Linked DNA regions of Mus musculus: region 1 is linked to region 2. The links are chromatin loops, found by intact Hi-C in ENCODE. Cell type or tissue: left cerebral cortex. All regions are shown on one strand. Each heading gives the region's core, and the rest is flanking DNA. Links, peaks and the distances in the headings are about the cores only. Region 1 overlaps Tmem183a (transmembrane protein 183A). Region 2 overlaps Kdm5b (lysine (K)-specific demethylase 5B).

Region 1 (5,384 bases), core at 273-5,272, 270 kb before region 2:
GAGGGACCGATACAAGTCAACCTCTGAGCTTATGAAGATCAACCCCTAATGCTCTCACCTGTAAAGACTGAAATATATATCCACAGTGTGGGGCGTTTTCTCTGATTCAGCAGCCACTGCTCTACATTAAAATATAAAGGCAGCAAGTAGCCATCAGGCAAGATGGTAACAAGGCCACAAAGCAGGCAAGGAGGGCTAGCCCTATAACAGGAACAAGCCACTCAGGATCTTCTGGGAACAGCTACTATGGAAACCAATGAGCTAAGCTGAATTCAGTCTAAAGCAAGCCCCTCAATGAAGTCAGGCTATAGCTAGGGTTAAGCACAAGAAGTGAAGTACCTCCCAGGGGACAAGGGGTGGGTCGTCCGCCGTGCCAGCTGTCCTGCCTTCAGACATGCCCTGTACGTCCTGCTGCTCCATCAAAAATAATGGGCTTGGCTTTTAGGGGAAAACACTTCTGCTGCCATCACAACGGCTCCAGTGTCCCACACAAGCTATGCTACTGAAAAGAGAGAGAGGGGATCAAATACGAAAAGCTGGAGTCCGGGGAATGGGAAACTTCCTTTAGGCATGCTGGCAACTGAGTGCCATGCGATTACAGGCATGTAAGTGGTGAGGCCATGCACCAGGCACCTGCCACAACAGGACCCATATCCTCTTCAGAGGATCTCTAACAACACAAAAAGAGGCTGCCAGGTAGCCTGCCTTTACTACCTGGATGAAGAGCTTATTTTTTCAATCTACTTTGGCTTTCTAATCTATTTTTTAAAAGACATAGTAATGAGATTATAAAGATATGGGTATTTGAGACTTTGCAGTAGCCCTTGCACTGTGCACTGGAGCCGCTAAGATGTGTCAAGCATGAGGAGTTTGCCCAATCAATGCTGTCCTGCTCCATTGCCTGGCATGGTTAACTTTGTAATGATTACCACCCTCCTTGTAGTTAATCGGATAGGATTAAATGCTTCTAGGGAGGAAGACACTGTAAATGTGAGATGGGACACTGTCCACTCACATTACAAGCAGAAGCAGCTTCAGGGTGAAACTCTACTCATGTAACACACTACTCCTGCCCTAAATCCATCAACTAGCATTATAACCCGTTTGATGACCTACATTTGTATGTGTTGGAAGTGGAATCTTGATTACTTTCAAACAACAGTACCTTTTAATTCCTGGAATTAATACAACCTTAGAGCTCAACTAGGAGAGAAGACCACATCACATCTATGAGCATAAAGGAAAAGAACAGAAAGTGCTACAGAATGGATTAGAGTGGGTAGGACAGAGGTGTAAAAATGACCTACAAATTCAAAGGTAAGAGATTTACACAGTAGCCTCGGGTGAGGAAGGTAAGGGTCAAGACATCACCTTGCCTAAATAATTAAAATAGACCTACTTATTATTCAGAATACCAGAAGCTTGAATACAGTGTAGGGATATAAACTATGTAGAGAATACAAAGATAAAGGGAGCTTAAAACATAGGAAGATTTTGGAATCCTAACATCTATGAATAGACTATAGCACCTTATAATCTCTGAGACAAATGATCAGAGCCTGGCACAGGGTCTTAGCACGTAAAGATGTCTATACTTGAATCCTTAAAGCAAGATGCCGAGGTTACGTTAGAAACAGACAATCAGTAGAATTCCTTGTGTTATTTGTGTCATGACTAAGCATTTTGTGAAAACTGTAGTATACACCTACCATTCAAGTATTTTTTCTAGCCCAAGCTATCAAAACCATTTTATCTACAGTGATCAAATGTACAGTGCATAGAATTAAAATAGAGACTTAAGAAATACACTATAAGCATAAGAAAGCTTTAAGGAAGGATAGCAAAGCAGTCCAGCACAGCAGGGATGTGTCAGAGAAATGACACTTCTGAACCTACAAGTTTACATGAGCCCCCTAATGGTTGGGACCTACAGCCCTCCCCATTAAGAAGCTACAAACAAGACTCAAGAACAAGCCCACCATACAAGAATCCATTAGCCAAACCCCAACAGCAAGTTTCACTTACTTTGGAATTCTTCAGTGTGCTGGGAGTGCTTTCCGGAATGGCTGGATTCTTGGAGATTCGAGCAGCAAATGGTTCATACATATGATACAGAGATCGGATCACACATGCCCGGAGACAGCGCAGCTTCTCCATGGATTCTGGTCGCAGCCGCAAAGGCAGAGACGCATCCAGCGTGTAGTGCCTGAAACATGACACATGACTCCTACCAATATGTGACCTGCCTGCCTGTTCTTATTCAGCCTCCCAGGACCCCAACTTCCATGTGAACTTTACTCCACTATTGCACTGGTGGATACTAGTTTGCCCAGTTCTCACCACTACCATCACCATCTCCTGACATTATCCATGACTTTTGCTTCTTCATCTTGGTAACCCTGTAGTTTTCCATTTAAATCTGGACTATTTCAGGTTCTACAGAATTACAAGTCTCTGATTTGGAAATCATGTAATATGCTTTAGTTGCTCAAAAAGAATCTGTCACGGGGAAGAGCCACTTGGTTTCCCTGTCAGACATGTTAAGTTCTCTATCCATCCCTACCACATCCTACAGTTCATAAAGTCCACTAGACCTCTGTACCCCACATGAAAATCTAGCATGTTTATTCATCACGTAATAAGATACACCTCTATAGGAAGTCTAAGTTCTTCCAGAAGTAATACCATTTGCAAAAAGAAAAAAAAAAAAGATACTAGAAGGGGTAGGGTGGCAGCCATAGGAAAGACAATCACCTGCATGGATCAGTAACATAAGATTTAGAGAGATATCAACAAGTCCAAAGCTAGGGTTATGCCAAGGCATGTTAGGGAGAAAAAGTAGAAAGAGCCCAGGGGCAGAGCTCCAAATCACAAACAGCAACAAAATCAACTACAGAGAAAACACTGGCACTCAGAGGTCGCACCTTCGGTACAACCTGGTCCAAAAGGCAGCAGTGCAAGTGACAGTCCAAGCATTTTTACAAATCAGGGAAAAATTCACAATGTCCTCAGGACGGATATAGGAAGCCAGCAGCAGCCAAATATCCATAGGATACTCTTCTCCAGTGCCATCCGGGTCTTCTGAAACAAGAAGAAAATTCTGTGTTCTATTTATTACACACACACCAAAAGTGTTCATTCCAATTCTCAGCTAGCTGTACACTGAAGAAAATGGCTTTTGTTGTCTTGGTGTGTTTTTGTTTGTTTAAGACAGGGTTTCTCTGTGTAGCCCTGGCTGTCCTAGAACTCACTCTGTAGACCAGGCTGGCCTCAAAACCTGCCTCTGCCTCCCTAGCGCTGGGATTAAAGGTGTGTGCCAGCATGCCCAGCTAAGTATAGGGTTTTAAAACAGTTCCAAGGAAGCCCCTCAAGTTGATGGTTTCCTGGTAATTCCAGCTGCTAAGATCTTTGTTGCCCAAGTTACTGTCCTTGATGCCTTTGTTGTATGTACATGCATATGTACATACATTTTCTTGTATGGCCACATGTGTTGGCAGGTACACGTGTGTAGAGTCCAGAGGTCGATATCCAGCATGTTCTTCCATCATTTTTCTACCTCATATTTGGAGACAAGGTCTCTCATTGAACTTGGAGCTCACCAGCCAGCTAAAGATGGCAGCCGTTGAGCTCCAGGCACCCTTTGGCAGGGTTAGAGACCGCACAGTTGGACTTGTCTTTTTACATGACCCGTCTCTCCAGCCCCACCCTATTCACGGTCTTTAAAAAAGTGTGTGTACGCGCATGCATGCACCCATGGAAAAACGTGTGCATAAAAGAATCCATGGATTCCAGAATGAATGTCAAGTTCCTTGAAGCTGGAGTTTTAGGCATTTGTCAGTTGCCTGATGTGGGTGCTAATATCATACAGGTCCCCTGAAAGAAAAGGGTCCTGGTTGGTTTGGGGTTTTATTTTGTTTTGTTCAGCACAAACACAAGGTAGAGTTGTGTGGTAAGAGAGAAGCCCAGGTGACTACTGGGATCTGATTTCATACCTTCAAGTTTTTGTAGAAAGTGCTTTACCAATTAAACCTACCTAACTAAAACCTTTAAAAAATTCTATTTGTGTATTAAGTTTTTAAAGTTACTTTGTGTATATTTTCTTTTTCTTTTTTTTTTTTTTTTTGTTTTGTTTTGTTTTTTTCGAGACAGGGTTTCTCTGTGTAGCTCTGGCTGTCCTGGAACTCTCTCTGTAGACCAGGCTGAACTTGAACTCAGAAATCTGCCTGCCTCTGCCTCCCAAATGCTGGGATTAATGGCGTGTACCACCACTGCCCAGCACCTATGTGTATATTTTAACAATCAACAATAATTCAATTGAATTAAGAAAACTATTATTGGGGCTGGTGAGATGGCTCAGTGGGTAAGAGCACCCGACTGCTCTTCCGAAGGTCTGAAGTTCAAATCCCAGCAACCACATGGTGGCTCACAACCACCCTTAATGAGATCTGATGCCCTCTTCAGGTGTGTCTGAAGACAGCTACAGTGTACTTACATATAATAAATAATAAATTTAAAAAAAAAAAAAAAGAAAACTATTATTAAGCCTGATGTCATAATAAGAAAACAGACACTGGGGCTAAAGAGATGGCTCAAAAACTAAGAACACTGTCTCAGTTAAGGTTTCTATTGCTATGGTAAGCACGGGAGCAGAGCAGCACGTAGAGAAAAAAGTTTCCTTCTTACAATTCTCAAGTCACAGTTCATCACTGAAGGAAGTCAAGGCAGGAGGTGAAACAGAAGCCATGGAGAAGTGCTGTTTACTGGTGTGCTCTTCATGGCTGGCTCAGTCTGATTTTTATTACCACATTTTAATTATTTAGGCCACAAGTGTCACAGCATGAGCATGGAGGCCAGAGACAAGCTGTGGGTGTCACCTCTCCCTTCCCTGATGTGGATCCTGGGAATTGAACTCAAGAGAGTCAGGCATGGGGGCAAGTATTACCAGCAGAGCCGTCTCATCCGTCAGACCATCTGATAGGGTGGTGCCACTTACAGTGGGCTGGGCCCTCCCATATTAATCATTAACCAAGAAAACACAGCACACACTTGCCCGCAGCACAATCTGGTAGGGCATTTTCTCAACTGGGATTCTCTCTTGCCAGATAACTCTACCTGTGTCAAGCTAACAAAAAAAAAACAAATAAAACAAAACAAACAAAAACCCAGGACACTACTTACACGTGATACACAAACACACATGCAGGCAAAACACCCACACACACAAAATAAAAATAAATAAACCTCAAAACCCATTTTTTTAGTTTTTTTAAAAAGGTATATTAAAAAGAACAATGAAACTAAATAACCTTAACAACAGAAAAGGTAAATTATAGCATATATTCACAATCAACACTCTACACATGTTCTAGTTTTCATTTTTATTA
Region 2 (5,384 bases), core at 293-5,292:
GCCTAGCTCAGTCTGAGCCTTGAATATTGAGAGTGCTTATGGATTATCTAGAAGTACTAGCTAAGGCAATCAAGGCTGCCAGGAAGGTCAAACTGCAAAGTTAACTTGTTAACTTGCCACAGGAAACACATCAAAAGCATCTAGGAGCTGGGTAGGGTGGCTAGCGCTCAGGAGGCAGAGGCAGATGGATCTGAGTTGCAGGCCAGCGCTACAGGACGAGACGCTATCTCAAAACAGTTAAGGAAAAAAAGTTATGCTGAATAATTGAGTCCTTGCCCACGTTTTGTAAGCATTGTTGATTCAAGATAGTGCCCAAGAAGGTTCAGCAGTATCTGGCTGACATTTAATGAGCAGAGTCTTGGTGAAAGGACCCAGCTGTGTGATCGCTGGGCTGCTGAGCTGGATCAGTGGGTGAAGGCCCTTGCCACAATGTGGAGCATAACTAAGGATAGAGTTAAGTGTCACAGATCAGTGGGACACATTCTGGGGAATGTGTTGTTGGTGGGTTTAGTCATTGTCATACCAACTCAAACTAGTCTGTATCAAATAGTCTGCATGGTGGTAGACAGTACAGTGTCACCAGGATCTCTGGATTATACTGTGCATGGTGACCGAGACATGAGTGCACAGCATGTACTGAACTTGACTGTGGGGCTAACTGAATGGGCTCGTCTTTGGGCAGTGCAGTGTTTCTCTAGTAGCTACCTGACATGACATAAAATTGCCTTGGTTTATTTATAAATTTTGAAACCTAGAATCTGTTCTTTATAAAAAGACAGTCAAATTTATGGAAAGTCTGTTTTTTGTTTTTTTCCCCCTTATAGTATGTTTGTATGTGTCTGCTACTTGAGTACTGTTCAGGCAGTTTATTTTATGAAGACTTCATAGAAAGTGGTGGTTCTCTCCTTGAAATACACAAATACCTATGCCGGCTTTGCATGCGTTATCTTTCATAGACTCTAGTGTCTGTGTGTACGCAGGCTATGAGTATGCTATGGTCCTCATTTGCTTTCCATTGCTGAGCTGAGGGAGGGGACCTTGTAAATGCATAACATATACATACATGCATATCTATTTATATGAACATTACATTCAACAAGAATAGATGTTATTTTAATATCCCTTAAGTCTGTTATGGTTTACTTCTACACCTGTTCCCCCTCCAAAAACAAACAAACTTCTTTATTTGTGTGTCTACTGAAAATCTGAAAAGAGGTAATGGAGAATTCCTTCTATCCTTATGACTCAGACATCTCACCTGATGAATCAAGATTGATCTGCTTTGGTTCTTAAAGAATATGTTTCATCTGTTCTCTCCTGGTGCTTTCCCTTGAGACAGTTGGCCAGTTAATCTGGACAGATCCCTAGTGTCTAGAGAAAATGTGTTTAAAATATCATACAGTCTTAAGACTGAAGTTGATCCTGTCTATGTATTTTCAGGCCTCTTTATAAGGTTAAGAGGCATGTGCTACCATGTCCAGTTAATTTATGAAGTGCTAGGAATGGACTACAGTGCTTCATGCATGCGAGGGAAGAGCTCTTTAGCTACATCCCAGCTCCAGGTGGTTTTCTATTTAAGGATTTTTTTAAATTATTTTTATTTTTTTATTTTATTTTTTGTCAGATACTAATTTCATAGCCTATTATTGCTGTGTTCATCACCTCTAGGTGCTTTACCAGTGAACCACAGTAAGACATAGATCAGCTACTGTGCAGTGGCTTCTTGAGCCCCACTCACCCCCGACCCATTGTAGTTGAGGCTCGATTGAAGCTCAGGCTGCACTCAGTCCTCTTGCCTTTGCCTCCTGATTGCCACGCTTTCAGTCTTGAGCTACCACTCCTTTTCTAGAAGAGCACAGAATCTAAGGGAATGGATCTAGTAGAGAAGGTCCGAAGTGAGCAGACATAGTCTTTTCAGCGAGGTAAATATTCTAGGCAATATATGTCTACAGGTTGGACTTTAAGAGGTGGTGCAACATGTTAAGTAATTGCTGAGTAAATAGTTGTATTTACTATGTGCAGAACAGAGTGTTGTGTCTCATCTCAGTAGGGTCTCACCATAGACCTTGTTGGCTTGCATCTTGCTGTCCTGTTCATTTAGCCATAGTAGATTGTAACTTAGCCAGAGGCAGAGCTTGCTTTGGACTGGAATGCAGATAGGTTCTACTCTGTAACCTATCTAATTAGCTTTTTAGGATCATGAGTTGTGAAGGAAGGGATAGTTCTGTGACAGTGTCTTTGTTGGCCTTTTCAGATGGCAACTCTTGGGGAAGCTCGCCTACGAGAGATGGAAGCTTTGCAGTCTCTCAGATTTGCCAATGAAGAGAAATTGCTGTCACCTGTCCAAGACTTAGAGATGAAAGTCTGCTTGTGTCAGAAGACTCCAGCCACTCCCATGATTCAGTGTGAACTCTGCAGGGATGCTTTCCATACTAGTTGTGTGGCAGCACCCAGTATTTCACAAAGCTCCCGAATCTGGCTTTGTCCTCACTGTCGGAGGTCAGAGAAGCCTCCATTAGAGAAAATTCTGCCTCTGCTGGCCTCCCTACAGCGTATACGAGTTCGTCTTCCTGAAGGAGATGCACTCCGATACATGATTGAAAGAACCGTGAACTGGCAACATAGAGCCCAGCAGCTGCTTTCTTCAGGGAATCTAAAACTTGTGCAAGACCAAGTGGGTTCTGGACTGTTGTCTAGCAGATGGCCAGCCTCAGCAGGACAGGCATCAGCAACAGACAAGGTGAGCCTGCACTTTGTGGGATACTGTGGTCTGCATAGCTCTGTGGTTCTGTCTGGTGTGGCCATTCCTGAGACCATCCCCTACCGGCCCCAGCATTCACGACACTGGCCTCTCCTTTTACCTTACCTGGGTTCTGAGGAAATCCGATCATCAGGCTTAGGCAGCACACCATCTTGCTAGCCCTGCTTTTCCTGTTTTGAGCAGAAGTCTCAGCTGGCCCAGAATGGTTTTTGAATTTACTGTATGTGATCTTCAGCTACTGTCCTGCCTCTATGCTGGGGCTATGGGCGGCATGTGAGACTGTTTAGTTCTGGGGCCTGAAAGTAGGACTTCATGCATCAGACACTTGAGGAAGCCAACCGAATTGCACCCCCACACTGAGGAGTCTGTCTCAGACATGCTATTTCTGTTGTACCTCTTCTGCATATAATTCTACTTCATTATCTGTAAGTGTATGCATGGTTAGTTTATGCATATACATTTTTGCTTGGTTGAATTTTCTTTTTCCTTTCATGTAAGTCCCGGGCTGGAAAGGGAAACCGCCACATGCCTGTCCTTTAAGGGAGAATAATGTGTGCAGAGTTCAGATGCGTTTACACGCTTGTGTGCGTAGGCCTCTGTGGAGCTGTCTACTTTGGTTTTTTGAGTCGGGGTTTCTTCACTAAAATCCAAGGCTGACCGACCAGTGAGCTCCAAGGACCTGCTTGTCCCCTATTCCATCGTGCTGGGACTAAGAACATATGCTACCATACCGAGCTTACTGTTTTTGTCTGCTTGCTTGCTTCAGTGTAGGTGCTGGAAATCAAACTCAGGTGTTTCATGCTTATGCATGAGGAACACATTATAAATTGAAATGTCTTCCCTGTTCACGATCTTCTTATGGAGAGGTAGAACCTTCTACCAGTTACCCTGCAGGTGGTCAGGTTCCCTTGGCTCCTGTGTGGGGGCTGCAGGAAGAGTGGTGGTAAGGAGAGTGCAGTTAGAATGGCAGTAGTCAGTTCCCTCCTTTTTCTTTAGATTTGTTATTTATGTGTATGCATGTTTGCCACATGTGTGCCTGGTACTGACAGAGGTCAGAAGAGGACACTGGATCCCCTGGAACTGGGTGCTGGGAATTGAACCCAGGACTCTACTGGAAGAAGTGCTCTTAACTCTGAGCCAACCCCTACAGCCCCTTTAATTTTTTAAACAGTTCCTTTGATCCTGTGAGTCCTGGTTATTGAACTCAAGTCATTAAGTTTAACGGCAAGCACCTTTCTCTCTTTATCTGCTGAGCCATTTTGATGGCCCCCTATCCCAATATATTTTCTGTAACAGATATTTACAAACTGGGTATAGTGCTATTCACCTGCACCCTTAGCTATTCTGCAGGGTGAGGTCACTTGAGCACAGGAGTTTAGACCAGGCTGTCCCTGCATCTCTCTAAACAGCTTGAGGACAGATAAGTCTAGTATGTTTGCCTGGGGTCTGACCCCAGCAAAGCATCACAAAGGTGGTGAAAGGTTCAGGATTCCCATGCCTGGCTGATGACAGCTCCAGAATTGGGTGATTCCCAGGGCACAGGTGTAGGGACTGGAAACAGCCTGTCCTACTTGAGCTTTTCCTCTGCTGGCATCTGAGTAGCAGCACCTGATGAAATATTGCAGAGTTCCGTGCACTTCTTGACCAGGGGTGTTCTGAGAGGTTAATTTGATTGATTATAAAGGGAAAGGACAAAGTTGTGACTGGTTTCTGAGACAGGGTTTCATAGAACCATGGATGTCCTCAACCTCCTGATTCTCCTGCTGTTCCCTCCCAAGTGCTAGGATTACAGGGGTGTGCCACCATGTCCAGCTCATGACGGTTACACGCCGGCTGAGTAATTTGTCGTAAAGTTACACAAGCACTGAAAGGTGGTAGGATCTTCTCTCTCTGGGGTCAGGCTGAGTTAACTTGGAAAGTTGGATGGCTTTGTTTCCATGAGAGTGGGTTTGGCTGGGTTTTAGGTGCTAGAGGAGACTTACTGAAAAAAAGAAAAAAAGAAAAAAAAAACCCAAAGCCTCCTACTAAGGTGTTTGTCTTCCATCAGGTGTCTCAGCCTCCTGGCACAACATCCTTTTCATTGCCCGATGACTGGGACAACAGAACCTCATATTTACACTCTCCCTTCTCTACTGGACAGAGTTGTCTCCCCCTCCATGGTTTGTATTTTATTTTGTACTATTCCTAGATGATACAAGGCCATCTGGCCTAGGGTTTTATAATAGATGATCTGGCATCCTAAAGAGCAAGTATGGTTTTACATGTGTGTACCATGAGCATTGTGGAGGCAGAGGCGGGATTTGGGCTACAAAGCAAGGAAGACATATTACTGTACATTTTCTAATGTTGATCATATTTGAAGATCTATAAACACAAAGGATACCTATTCTGATTTATTTTGACTACATTTAAGTTAGTCCTGTGCCATCTAGCACCAAGCACCGTGTATTCAGGGCAGATGCTAAGTCATGGACGACCTTGTTTGCGATTCTGGAGGATATTGAAAGTCATTCATATTTTAAATCTACCTCTTTCCATTCCCTTATGGGTGGCCTTAAATTTAATCTTTAGTCAAAATTATCTCTTTTTTAAACATTTGTTTTTTATTTTAATTTTGTGTGTA

What was found. Peaks named below come from ENCODE experiments on the same cell type or tissue, not always from the same donor. Only the 100,000 strongest peaks of a DNase experiment are listed, where the experiment ranks them.
Region 1: a loop joins it to region 2, with 2.4 times the contacts of the local background. A loop is called at or near these places in 8 of 42 quality-filtered maps.

What each region holds. Positions count from the first base shown.
Region 1 is chr1:134,352,636-134,358,019 of GRCm38, forward strand. It overlaps Tmem183a (transmembrane protein 183A), which reads right to left. Exons shown (of 8, transcript NM_020588.2): 4 at 2,925-3,081; 5 at 2,026-2,206. Among named protein-coding and RNA genes, the nearest start is that of Tmem183a, 6.7 kb to the right of the region's middle. In left cerebral cortex, for the core only: no CTCF peak of the experiment used is centred there; no DNase peak of the experiment used is centred there.
Region 2 is chr1:134,622,457-134,627,840 of GRCm38, forward strand. It overlaps Kdm5b (lysine (K)-specific demethylase 5B), which reads left to right. Exons shown (of 27, transcript NM_152895.2): 23 at 2,255-2,740; 24 at 4,809-4,920. Among named protein-coding and RNA genes, the nearest start is that of Kdm5b, 65 kb to the left of the region's middle. In left cerebral cortex, for the core only: no CTCF peak of the experiment used is centred there; DNase peaks (open chromatin) are centred at 2,387 and 3,128; H3K27ac peaks cover 379 bases.